2 separate regions of the Homo sapiens genome follow, and region 2 is linked to region 1. Evidence: chromatin contacts called from ENCODE Hi-C or POLR2A ChIA-PET data. All regions are on one chromosome and are shown on one strand. Each heading gives the region's core, a stretch centred on a gene start or an enhancer-like site at or near the end of the contact. The rest is flanking DNA. Distances are from core to core; before and after follow the strand shown.

The links. A loop is a pair of places that touch in the nucleus more often than their neighbours do. ChIA-PET counts read pairs that join two places held with the same protein, here RNA polymerase II (POLR2A).
Region 2: a loop to region 1 is called in a map with no recorded cell type, with 16 times the contacts of the local background. The contact joins the enhancer-like site here to the promoter of COX6A1 in region 1. A Hi-C loop is called at or near these places in 1 of 37 single-sample maps with no recorded cell type. POLR2A ChIA-PET finds 5 or more read pairs at or near these places in 1 of 52 experiments (Panc1).

Annotation. Positions count from the first base shown.
Region 1 is chr12:120,436,863-120,442,059 of GRCh38, reverse strand. COX6A1 (cytochrome c oxidase subunit 6A1) reads right to left here and starts at 3,947. Exons shown (of 3, transcript NM_004373.4): 1 at 3,831-3,947; 2 at 3,539-3,681; 3 at 1,330-1,606. The coding sequence starts at 3,933. The coding sequence ends at 1,523. It also overlaps the pseudogene LOC124903126. RefSeq lists enhancers at 3,253-3,774, 3,701-3,910.
Region 2 is chr12:121,646,595-121,651,791 of GRCh38, reverse strand. It overlaps MORN3 (MORN repeat containing 3), which reads left to right. Exons shown (of 6, transcript NM_173855.5): 6 at 148-3,050. Among named protein-coding and RNA genes, the nearest start is that of MORN3, 20 kb to the left of the region's middle. RefSeq lists enhancers at 1-217, 218-719. Within about 2 kb of position 2,286, at least 4 of the 41 ENCODE cell types and tissues checked have a DNase peak (open chromatin) inside an H3K27ac peak, as active enhancers do.

The sequences.
Region 1 (5,197 bases), core at 2,698-5,197:
TGAGCCGAGGTCCCGCCACTGCACTCCAGCCTGGGCGACAGAGCGAGACTCCATCTCAAAAAAAAAAAAAAAAAAAAAAAAATAATAATAATAATAATAATAATAATTGCCCTCTCAGAGTGGTTTTGTAACTACTACTACTACCATTTACTATCCATTAAAGCAGGATAGTTTTAATTCCACAGAAAAGCCAATAAGCAGAAATGTGTCACGCTCCCTTTGTTTCTCTTAAGATTTCTGACCCTACCAGCCCTGAAGGAGATTACCTCAAAGTAAGAACTTGACACATTCGAGGCCAGGCACGGTGGCTCACGCCTGTAATCCCAGCACTTTGGGAGGCTGAGGCGGGTGGATCACGAGGTCAGGAGATCGAGACCATCCTGGCTAACATGGTGAAACCCTGTGTCTACTGAAAATACAAAAAATTAGCTGGGTGTGGTGGCGGGTGCCTATAGTCCCAGCTACTCGGGAGGCTGAGGCAGGAGAATGGCTTGAACCTGGGAGGCAGAGCTTGCAGTGAGTGGAGATCGTGCCACTGCACTCTAGCCTGGGCAACAGAGAGAGACTCCGTCTCAAAAAAAAAGAAAAAAAAGAACTTGACATGTTCAAGAAAATTATGACTACAGGGAAGATTCTGCAGTAAATGCTAGTGGAATGGGACAGGAAAAAGATGAGACCCAGATCAAGCACTTCCTCTTGAGAAATACAGATACCTCTTTCAGGTGTAAATTGCAGGCATTCTGCTAGCCATTCAATGTCTTTGATATCTCAGGCCCGTCAAGGACCAATCTTTTGTTTTTTGAGACAGAGTCTCACTCTGTTGCCCAGGCTGGAGTGCAGTGGCACGATCTTGGCTCACTGCAACCTCCACCTCCCGGGTTCAAGCCTCTACACCCAGCTATAGGAGTGCGCCACCACACCCAACTAATTTTTGTATTTTTAGTAGAGACAGGATTTCATCATGTTGGCCCGGCTGATCTCCAACTCCTGACCTCAGGTGATCTGCCAGCCTCAGCCTCCCAAAGTGCTGGGATTACAGGCATGAGCCACCGCACCTGACCAAGGACTAATCTTGATGCTTAATTAGCACCACTCCACTTGGTCCCTTTATCCACATCAGGCACAATAAACCAAGAGGGGCTGTTATAAACACTTATTCAATGGGCTGAATTGGACCTGTAACACTAAACAGCAGCCTAGACCTTCACTGTGGAAACAGAAATAACTAATGCCAATTTCTTTTCAACTTGGACACTGACTTGAAGCTCAAATGCTAATTTCTGCGAAAAAACACAACCAAAGAAAGTAACTCTCAGCTCATGACCAATCTAAATTTAAGTTATTTATTTAAGCCATCTCCTGCCACAAGCAAAGGGATGGGAGACCAGTATACCAGTCATCATTTGATACAAGTAAAGAAGGTGAGCTTAAGGTCCCATATACTTTTTCTGGTCCATGTGCAGAGTAACGGTCCAAACCAGTGCTGTGGTCCCTGGTGCCCGGGTAGTGGTCCAGATTCTCTTTATTCATCTTCGTAGCCAGTTGGAAGTGGATTCACATGAGGGTTATGGAATAGAGTATGGTTACCATCTCCCCAGGGAAACGGCTGTGGAGTGAAGATGTCAGTTAGATAATTCCAGAAAATAATTTAGAAAGAACACCGTCATGAACTGCTTATAACGGGGTGACAGATCATATATAAAAACAAAATGGAAATTAGTCCTTTATCTACTGGTGTAGTTCAACCTTCCCATTATTTAAGGAGCTCTTATAACTACCAGGGGAGCCCTTAAAGTTATCCTGGCTACAGGACAGTTTTAATTCCAGAAACAAATATGGATGGCAGAAAATGCAAGCTCAAGTTAGTTACTCATCATCCTCTCCCTAGTAACTAGTATATCCAGTGCTGTGTTTATGAAAGTGTAATCCTCAAATCACCTATATCAAAATGGTGGCAGTATTAGGGGAGGGAGATGCTTAATTAAATGCAGATTTCTGGCACCATCCCAGACTTCAAACAATATCTGGGCTGGGAAACTGCAGCCCACCCTGAATTATCTTGCCTATTACCTTTGAAAAGCATTACTTTAGGGCAACGGTCTCCAACCCAGGGTGATTTTGCCCCTTCAGGGCACACTGGGTAGTATCGGGAGACACTGTGATGGGGGCGGGGGAGGGGGAAGCGGGAGTGGGGTTGCGCAGGTACTACTGCCACCTAGTGGGTACAGGCCAAGGATATGGCTAAACATTTCACAATGCACAAGATAGCCCCCCAACAAGAATTACCCAGCCCCAAATGTCAACAGTGCTGAGGCTGAGAAACCTTTACTGTTTGGCTTCTAATTGCATTGTACAAGGATGGGAGTGCCGCTCAAAGACTCAACAAATTCAAGAGTCTAGGTTAAGTTTCTACAAGGCCAGTCCTATATGGGCTAGGTGATGTAATAATAATAATAATAATAATAACTTTTTTCATCACTTCTCGGCCTTTTGGCTAAGATCAAGTATATTATTACTATTTTTTTTTGAGACGGAGTTTCACTCCTGTTGCCCAGGCTGCAGTGCAATGGCTGGATCTTGGCTCACTGCAACCTCCTCCTCCTGGGTTCAACCTCCTAGATTCTCCCACCGCAGCCTCCCGAGTAGCTGGGATTACAGGCGCCCGCCACCACGCCCGGCTACTTTTTGTACTTTTAGTAGAGATAGTGTTTCGCCATGTTGACGAGGCTGGTCTTGAACTCCTGACCTCCGGCGATCCACCCACCTTGGCCTCCCAAAGTGCTGGGATTACAGGCGTGAGCCACCGCGCATGGCCAGTATTGAAGAATCAGAATAAGCCCTTGTTAAAGATACAGCAAACAACAGAGGACACAACATTGTAATATATCTACATCAACAACCAATGATAAAACAGTCGAGAAAAGGTATTGGTGGGGAATAGAGAAAGCTGTCAGTCTCTTCATTATGCAACTAGTAGCTGCCAGATGCCCATGTTTTGTTGTTGCTGTTTTGTTTTGTTTTGAGACCAGAGTCTCGCTCTGTTGCCCAGGCCGGAGTGCAGTGGCACGATCTCAGCTCCCTGCAAACTCCGCCTCCTAGGTTCAAGGGATTCTCCTGCTTCAGCCTCCCATGTAGCTGCTGGGTTCGCTTACGCGAACCACCTTCAGACTTTGCCACTCTAATTGGATTTCCCAAACCTCCAGGCTTTACACAACGGACACCTGTTTCAGAACTGTCTCAGAAGTAAAAAAAAAAAAAAAAAAAAAAAAAAGAACTGTCTCAGAAGGCAGGAGGTAGGATGAATCGGAGAAAAGGGAAACTGAAGAGCACTTATTGTATGACCTTGAAGAAGAGAATTGAGACGTAATCCCAAGTGTCAGCTGTCCATCCACAAAATGGAAGAAAATACATTTTCTGTTTGTGAGGATAAACAAGCTGTACACGCCTGGCACCCATGCCTTCAGAGAATGAAGAACTTGCACTAAGGCACACATAACGAAAAGAGAACGGACGCTTGAAGAGATGTACAAGGGCGTACCTTGGTCCTGATGCGGAGATGGGGGTAGGCGATGAACTCGGGTCTCTCGTGCTCTCCGTGGTGCGACTTCAGGTACACATTCAGCATGCTGACTGCCACCCCGGGGAGCGCGACGAAGAAGGTGAGAGTCTTCCACATGCGAGCTGCGGAGAAGCCACAAACGTTCAGCGCCGGTATGGGGCGGGCCCGGGTCTCACTTTCCCTCCCGCAAGGCCTCGGGCCAAGGTCACAGTCCCTCCCTGTCTCGCCCGAGTGGGGCTGAGGCTCGACCCGTCGACCCCGGCCCCAGTACCTGAGCCCTCTTCGCCATGGGCGCCACTCGACATAGGCCGCCCCAGCTGTGGGCGGGACCGACCCAGCAGCCGAGAAACCGAGGACACACCAACTACCGCCATTTTTGATCTGGACTGCCGCAGCGCCGGAAGCGGAAGTGGAAAATTGGCTCTGGGGGCGGTACTACAACCTCCAAAGGAAGTTACTATTGGGCGCCGCCCTCCCACTGGCATTAACCTGAGCACTATCATCCGGGACGACGGAGTCCTTGTCAAAATCCTCGGCATCTCGGGCAAGAGAGAGCATGCGCTCTGCACCTCCCTTCAGGCTTTACCGTTTCCTTCGTGCGCATGCGTGTGCCCTCCGGTCTCCCTACCGTCCCCACCTGGGCGAGGCGGAAGCTCAAGAGAGGTTTGTGCAGGGTGCCCTGGTACCTGGAATCGCTCCCTTCGTTGGAGTCCATGGACGGGCATCTGGAGGTTCTGATCCCAGACCGCCCTATCTAAAATTCCGTTCCCCTTCCTCGCCATCCTCCGACTGCGTTTTCTCATAGCACATAACATTGCACCTTCGTCGTTATATTATTATTTTGTCTGTCTCCCCCACTAGAATATAAAGTCTGTGATACCAAGAGTTTGGCACTGCAGCATTCTCAGAATAATCTGGGAATGGTGTAATTTGGAATCATACCTGGCACATACCAGATACTTGATATAAATTTGCTGAATGAATGGATGAATGAATGAATAGCAACAGAAAGTATAAAGAGCACTGAAATTGGTGCCAGCAGACCTGGATCCTAATCCTGACTCAACAGTCTCATCTTTTTTTTTTTTTTTTTTTTTTTTTTTTTTGAGACGGAGTTTGACTCTTGTTGCTTAGGCTGGAGTGCAGCGGTGCAATCTTGGCTCACTGCAACCTCTGCATCCCAGGTTCAAGCAGTTCTACTGCCTCAGCCTCCTGAATAGCTGGGATTACAGGCACGCACCACCATGCCTGGCTAATTTTTTTTTTTGTACTTTGGTAGAGACAGGGTTTCACCATATTGGCCAGGATGGTCTCCATCTCCTGACCTTGTGATCCGCCTTCCTCGGCCTCCCAAAGTGCTGGGATTACAGGCGTGAGCCACTGTGCCCGGCCTTTTTTTTTTTTTTTTTTTTTTTTTTCAATAGGCCCCTTTGAGAATGTAATGAGGACCAGCGTGGTGGCTCATGGCTGTAATCCCAACACTTTGAGAGGCCGAGGCGGACAGATTGCTTGAGCTTGAGAGTTTGAGACCAGCCTGGGCAACAAAGCTTTTTTCTTTATTAGAAAAAAAAAGAATCTAATGAAAGCTTTGAACCCTTTCCTCTAAAGACACACCTATGTGTAAACACACAGTATAGC
Region 2 (5,197 bases), core at 1,037-3,536, 1.2 Mb before region 1:
GTTGGCCTTCAGCCTCCATTTACACATCTGTCCAGTGGGGTCTTGTCCAGTCCAAGTCCTCCTGGGCATGATGTGAGGGTTTGAGGAGAGGACATTGGTAACAGCGTCTTTCAAATGCCAGCTCCACCATCCCTCTCTCCCCTGCAGAGAACACAAACGCTTCAGGAGAAATTCAAGCCTGTGTCACCCGATCGCTCAGACCAGTGCGGCTCTGGCTGGAGGAGTCAGCAGCAGCTCCAGGCATGACCCCGGCACCCTCATAGGGCCCCTCACTACCCCCAGCACTGGGTCATTTCTTGCCAATAGGAAGGCTGGTGCTTCTCTCCCAGGCTGTCCTCGGGACCCTCTTCATTCTCTGATCTCATCCTGGAATGCATGAGAATAAAGAATAACCAAGTGGTATAAGCCTGGGCCTATGGGATAAGGATGGGGCACTCGAGGGGGCTCAGCAGGGCTTTCAGGTTTAGAAGAGGGAAGACCTGCCTTGGCTGGGCTGCCTGGGTTTAGCTTGGGGGAGTAAGGGCAGGTCTTAGGCCGGGTGCAGTGGCTCATTCCTGTAATCCCAGAACTTGGGAGGCCAAGGTAAGAGGACTGCCTGAGGCCAGGAGTTCGAGACCAGCTTAGGCAACATAGCAAGACCCTGACTCTACAAAAAAAAATTTTAAAATATAAAAGAAAGGAAAAGAAAAAGAGAAAGAAATGGCAGGTCCCCTGTGAGATAACCCAGATGACCCAGAGAGAAGGCCTGTATCCTGCCACACTGGCTGCCAAGATTGGAGATCATAAAATTTCCTGACCACTTCTCAGCCTAACACAGGGCTCTCAACCTTGAAATCCCATGGAAACTTTGCAAAGCTGTGGAAGCCCAGGTCCCATGCCCAGAGATTCACAGGTTCACATCTAATTCATCTGGGGTGAGGCCTGAGCTTTCAGAAAATTCCCCAGGTGATTTTTTTTTTTTAAGACGTAGTCTCCCTCTATTGCCCAGGCTGGAATGCAGTGGCGCGATCTCAGCTCACTGCAACCTCTGCCTCCCATGTTCAAGCGATTCTCCTACCTCAGCCTCCTGAGTAGCTGGGATTACAGGCGCATGCCACTGAGCCCAGCTAATTTTTGTATTTTTAGTAGAGATGGGGTATCACCATGTTGGTCAGGCTGGTCTTGAACTCCTGACCTCGTGATCTGCCCCGCTCAGTCTCCTAAAGTGCTGGGATTACAGGTGTGAGCCATCGAGCCTGGCCTTTTTTTTTTTTTTTTTTTTTTTTTTGAGACAGAGTCTTGCTCTGTCACCCAGGCTGGAGTGCAGTGGCACAATCTCGGCTCACTGCAACCTCGCCTCCCTGGTTCAAGCGATTATCCTGCCTCAGCCTCCCAAGTAGCTGGGATTACAGGCACCTGCCACCAAGGCTAATTTTTTGTATTTTTAGTAGAGACAGGGTTTCACCATGTTGGCCAGGACGGTCTCGATCTCCTGACCTCGTGATCTGCCCGCCTTGGACTCCCAAAGTGCTGGGATTACAGGTGTGAGCCACTGCTCCCAGCCAAGATCAGATGTTCTTGCATAATGGGCAGGTGAGCTCTGGAGTCACAGTGCCTGGGCGTGAATCTCGGAGCTGTGTGTTCTCAGGAATGTCACCCAAACTCTGTTCTGTTGGTCTCCTCACTTGCAATATGGGGCATTAACAGTACTTACCACCTGGGGTTACTGTGGTTAGTTACTGTGAGGATGAGATAAGGCGGTGGTTTTAAACTGTGGGTAGGATTTTGTCCTCCCTCAGCCCCACTCTTTCTTGGGGACATTTGGCAATGTATGACATTTTTGATGTCACAACAGGCAGGAAGAAGGCTACTGGCATTGAGTGAGTAGAGACCAGGGATGCGGTTAAGCATAGTGCAATATCACCATGCTACAAAAAAAAAAAAAAAAAAGAATTCAGCACCTGTAATCCCAACTACTTGGGAGGCTGAGGCAGGAGAATTGCTTGAACCTGGGTGGCAGAGGTTGCAGTGAGCCGAGATTGCGCCATTGCACTCCAGCCTGGGCGACAGAGCGAGACACCATCTCCAAAAAAAAAAAAAAAAAAAATGTTGAGAAACCCTGAAATACCACGATTCTAGCTAAGACCTCAGCAAGAGGCACATAGCACATAGTAAAGCCTCAATAAACACCACTGACCTTACTGAGGTTCTCTCTGCCCCCTAAGTCATAAGTAGGGTGGCCTCACCAAGGGTGTGGTTCTCAGTCTGTACCTCTGGCACTGGGAAGCCCCGCCTGGCCACCCTAGGATGCAGAATTAATCATAACTTCCAGATATGGAGCACTCACTCTATTCCAGGCCGTGTGCTGACAGCTTCGCAGCAAGCATTCTCTCCTGGCACTCCCCGACAACAGTGAGGTGTCTTGCTATTACTGCCATTTTAGAGGAGGAAACAGGTTCAGGGAGGATCACAAGTCATCAAGCTAGTACTGTGCTTAAACTTAGGTCTAGCTGTTCTTAATGTGCAGAAGAGTGTAAAGGGTTACCATTTTTAAAGAAAAAGTGGGGGCAGGGCATGGTGGCTCATGCCTGTAATCCTAGCACTTTGAGAGGCCGAGGCAGGCGGATCAAGAGGTCAGGAGTTCGAGACCAGCCTGACCAACATGGTGAAACCCTGTCTCTACTAAAAATACAAAAATTAGCTGGGTGTGGTGGAGTGCATCTATAATCCCAGCTACTCAGGAGGCTGAGGCAGGAGAATCACTTGAACCCAGGAGGCGGAGGTAGTGGTGAGCCAAGATCACGCCGAGCCGAGATCGTGCCGCTGCTCTCCAGCCTGGGCAACAGAGCGAGACTCCATCTCAAAAAAAAAAAAAATGTTGGAAGAGGGTGTGCTTGTTTATGTACAAAATGTCGCTAGATTTAAACACAATAAACTGGCAAAGATGGTTGTCTCTGGGGAGAATTGGGGACTTGGGAACAGGAGCTGAAGAACAACTTTTCAGTGTTGTGTTTGGAACCATGTGAATGTATTATGTATTCAAAATGTAAATAAAAATGAAGTTAAAGAGACTGTGCTCCTAACTAGGAGTGTTTGTCTAAGTTGCCTGGGTGTGAGAGCACCTGGGGTGCTTGTTAGAAATAGATTCCAAAGACACACCCAGACCTACTTAAATCAGAATCCTCCAAGGGCTTCGAAACCTGCATTTGACAAGCCTGGCTGATGAGTCGAGTCCCGGCCAGTTTAGGAACAAGAACCCAAGACAACAGGATCCTAGCCCAGAAATAATTCCAGCTGGATCTTGCATCCCTACAGAAGTAGGGAGGTGGCTGTCCTAGGGGAATACGTAAAAGATGTCCAGGACGGCCGGGTGCGGTAGCTCACGCCTGTAATCCCAGCACTTTGGGAGGCTGAGGCAGGTGGATCACCTGAGGTCAGGAGTTGGAAACCAGCCTGGCCAGTGTGGTGAAAGCCCATCTCTGCTAAAAATACAAAAATTAGCCGGGCGTGGTGGCTCATGCCTGTAGTCCCAGCTACTCGGGAGGCCGAGGCAGGAGAATCCCTTGAACCCGAGAGGCAGAGGTTGCAGTGAGCTGAAATCGCGCCACTGCACTCTAGCTTGGGCAACAGAGTGAGACTTGGTCTCAAAAAAAAAAAAAAAAAAAAAAGTCCAGGACTTCTCTGGGGAGCAGTGGGGGTTCATAGAGGTCCCTCCCTCATCTACTTGATACCCTTCAAAAGTGTGGATTAGGCCAGGCGTGGTGGCTCACGCCTGTAGTCCCAACACTTTGGGAGGCTGAAGCGGGTGGATCACATGAGGCCAGGAGTTCCAGACTAGCCTGGCCGACATGGTGAAACCTCCATCTGTACCAAAAAATACAAAAATTAGCCAGGCGTGGTAGTGTGCACCTATAATCCCAGCTACTTGGGAGGCTGAGGCAGGAGGATCGTTTGAACCCGGGAGGCGGAGGTTGCAGTGAGCCAAGATTTCACCACTGTACTCCAGTCTGGGCGACAGAATGAGACTCTGTCTCAAAACAAAACAAAACAAACAAAAAAGAAGTGTGGATCCTGGAGCATGTGACACAGGACTGCAAATGCTGCTGGAGGGAAAAGGAGGGTCCCCTTCCCCACCCAGACTATGAAGCTGCCGTTCACTGTGTCCCAGTCCGCACAGGACAAGAACTTAAGGCCACACTTTCCAAATTGTGTTTCTCCAGAGTCTTGGGGTTCTGTGAAGCACCTGGGACAACAATGATAGGAGAAAGAGAAATATCAGGCCTGCTGATGCTCCACCCACATTTCACTTCAGCCAGACTACATTCTTTTATAAAACTAATTAAAAACTTGGTTTAAATTTTTCTTTTTTGAGACAGGGTCTGTTGCCCAGGCTGGAGTCCAGTAGCACAATCAAGGATCACTGCACCCTCTACTTCCCAGACTCAAGCGATCTTCCAGCCTCAGTTTCCCAAGTAGCTGGGATTACAGGCGCGTGCCACCATGCCCAACTAATTTTTGTATTTTGTGTAGAGACAGGGTTTCGCCATGTTGCCCAGGCTGGTCTCAAACTCCTGGGTTCAAGTCATCTACCTGCCTCATCCTCCTAAAGTGCTGGGATTACAGGCGTGAGCATAACCACTTTCTATATTAGATGTTTGGGACAGACAGAAATCTCAAACTCAAAGGCCTAATGAGGCCAAGAAAGTCACATGAGTGAAGGCGGCCTGGTGTGAGACAAGAGGGAGTGCTGGGGACTGTGGAAAAAATAGGCCCTGGGGAGAGTGTGGCTGCAGTGCAGCTGCTGCTCATTGTTGCTCTGTAAGAAGGTGGCCCCATGCAGCTAGGGCTTCCAACAGTTCTTTAATGTATGTATGTGTGTGTGTGTGTGTATGTATGTATGTATGTATGTATGTATATATTTATTTGGGACCGAGTTTTGCTCTTGTCGCCCAGGCTGGAGTGCAATGCCGTGATCTCAGCTCATTGCAACCTCTGCCTCCCAGGTTCAAATGATTCTCCTGCCTCAGCCTCCCAAGTAGCTGGGATTACAGGTGTGCTCCACTACGCCTGGCTAATTTTTGTATTTTTAGTAGAGATGGGGTTTCACCCTGTTGGTCAAGCTGGTCTCAAACACTGCTGACTTCAGGTGATACAGCTGCCTCAGCCTTCCATAGTGCTGGGATTACAGGTATGAGCCACCACACCCGGCCCTCCATTT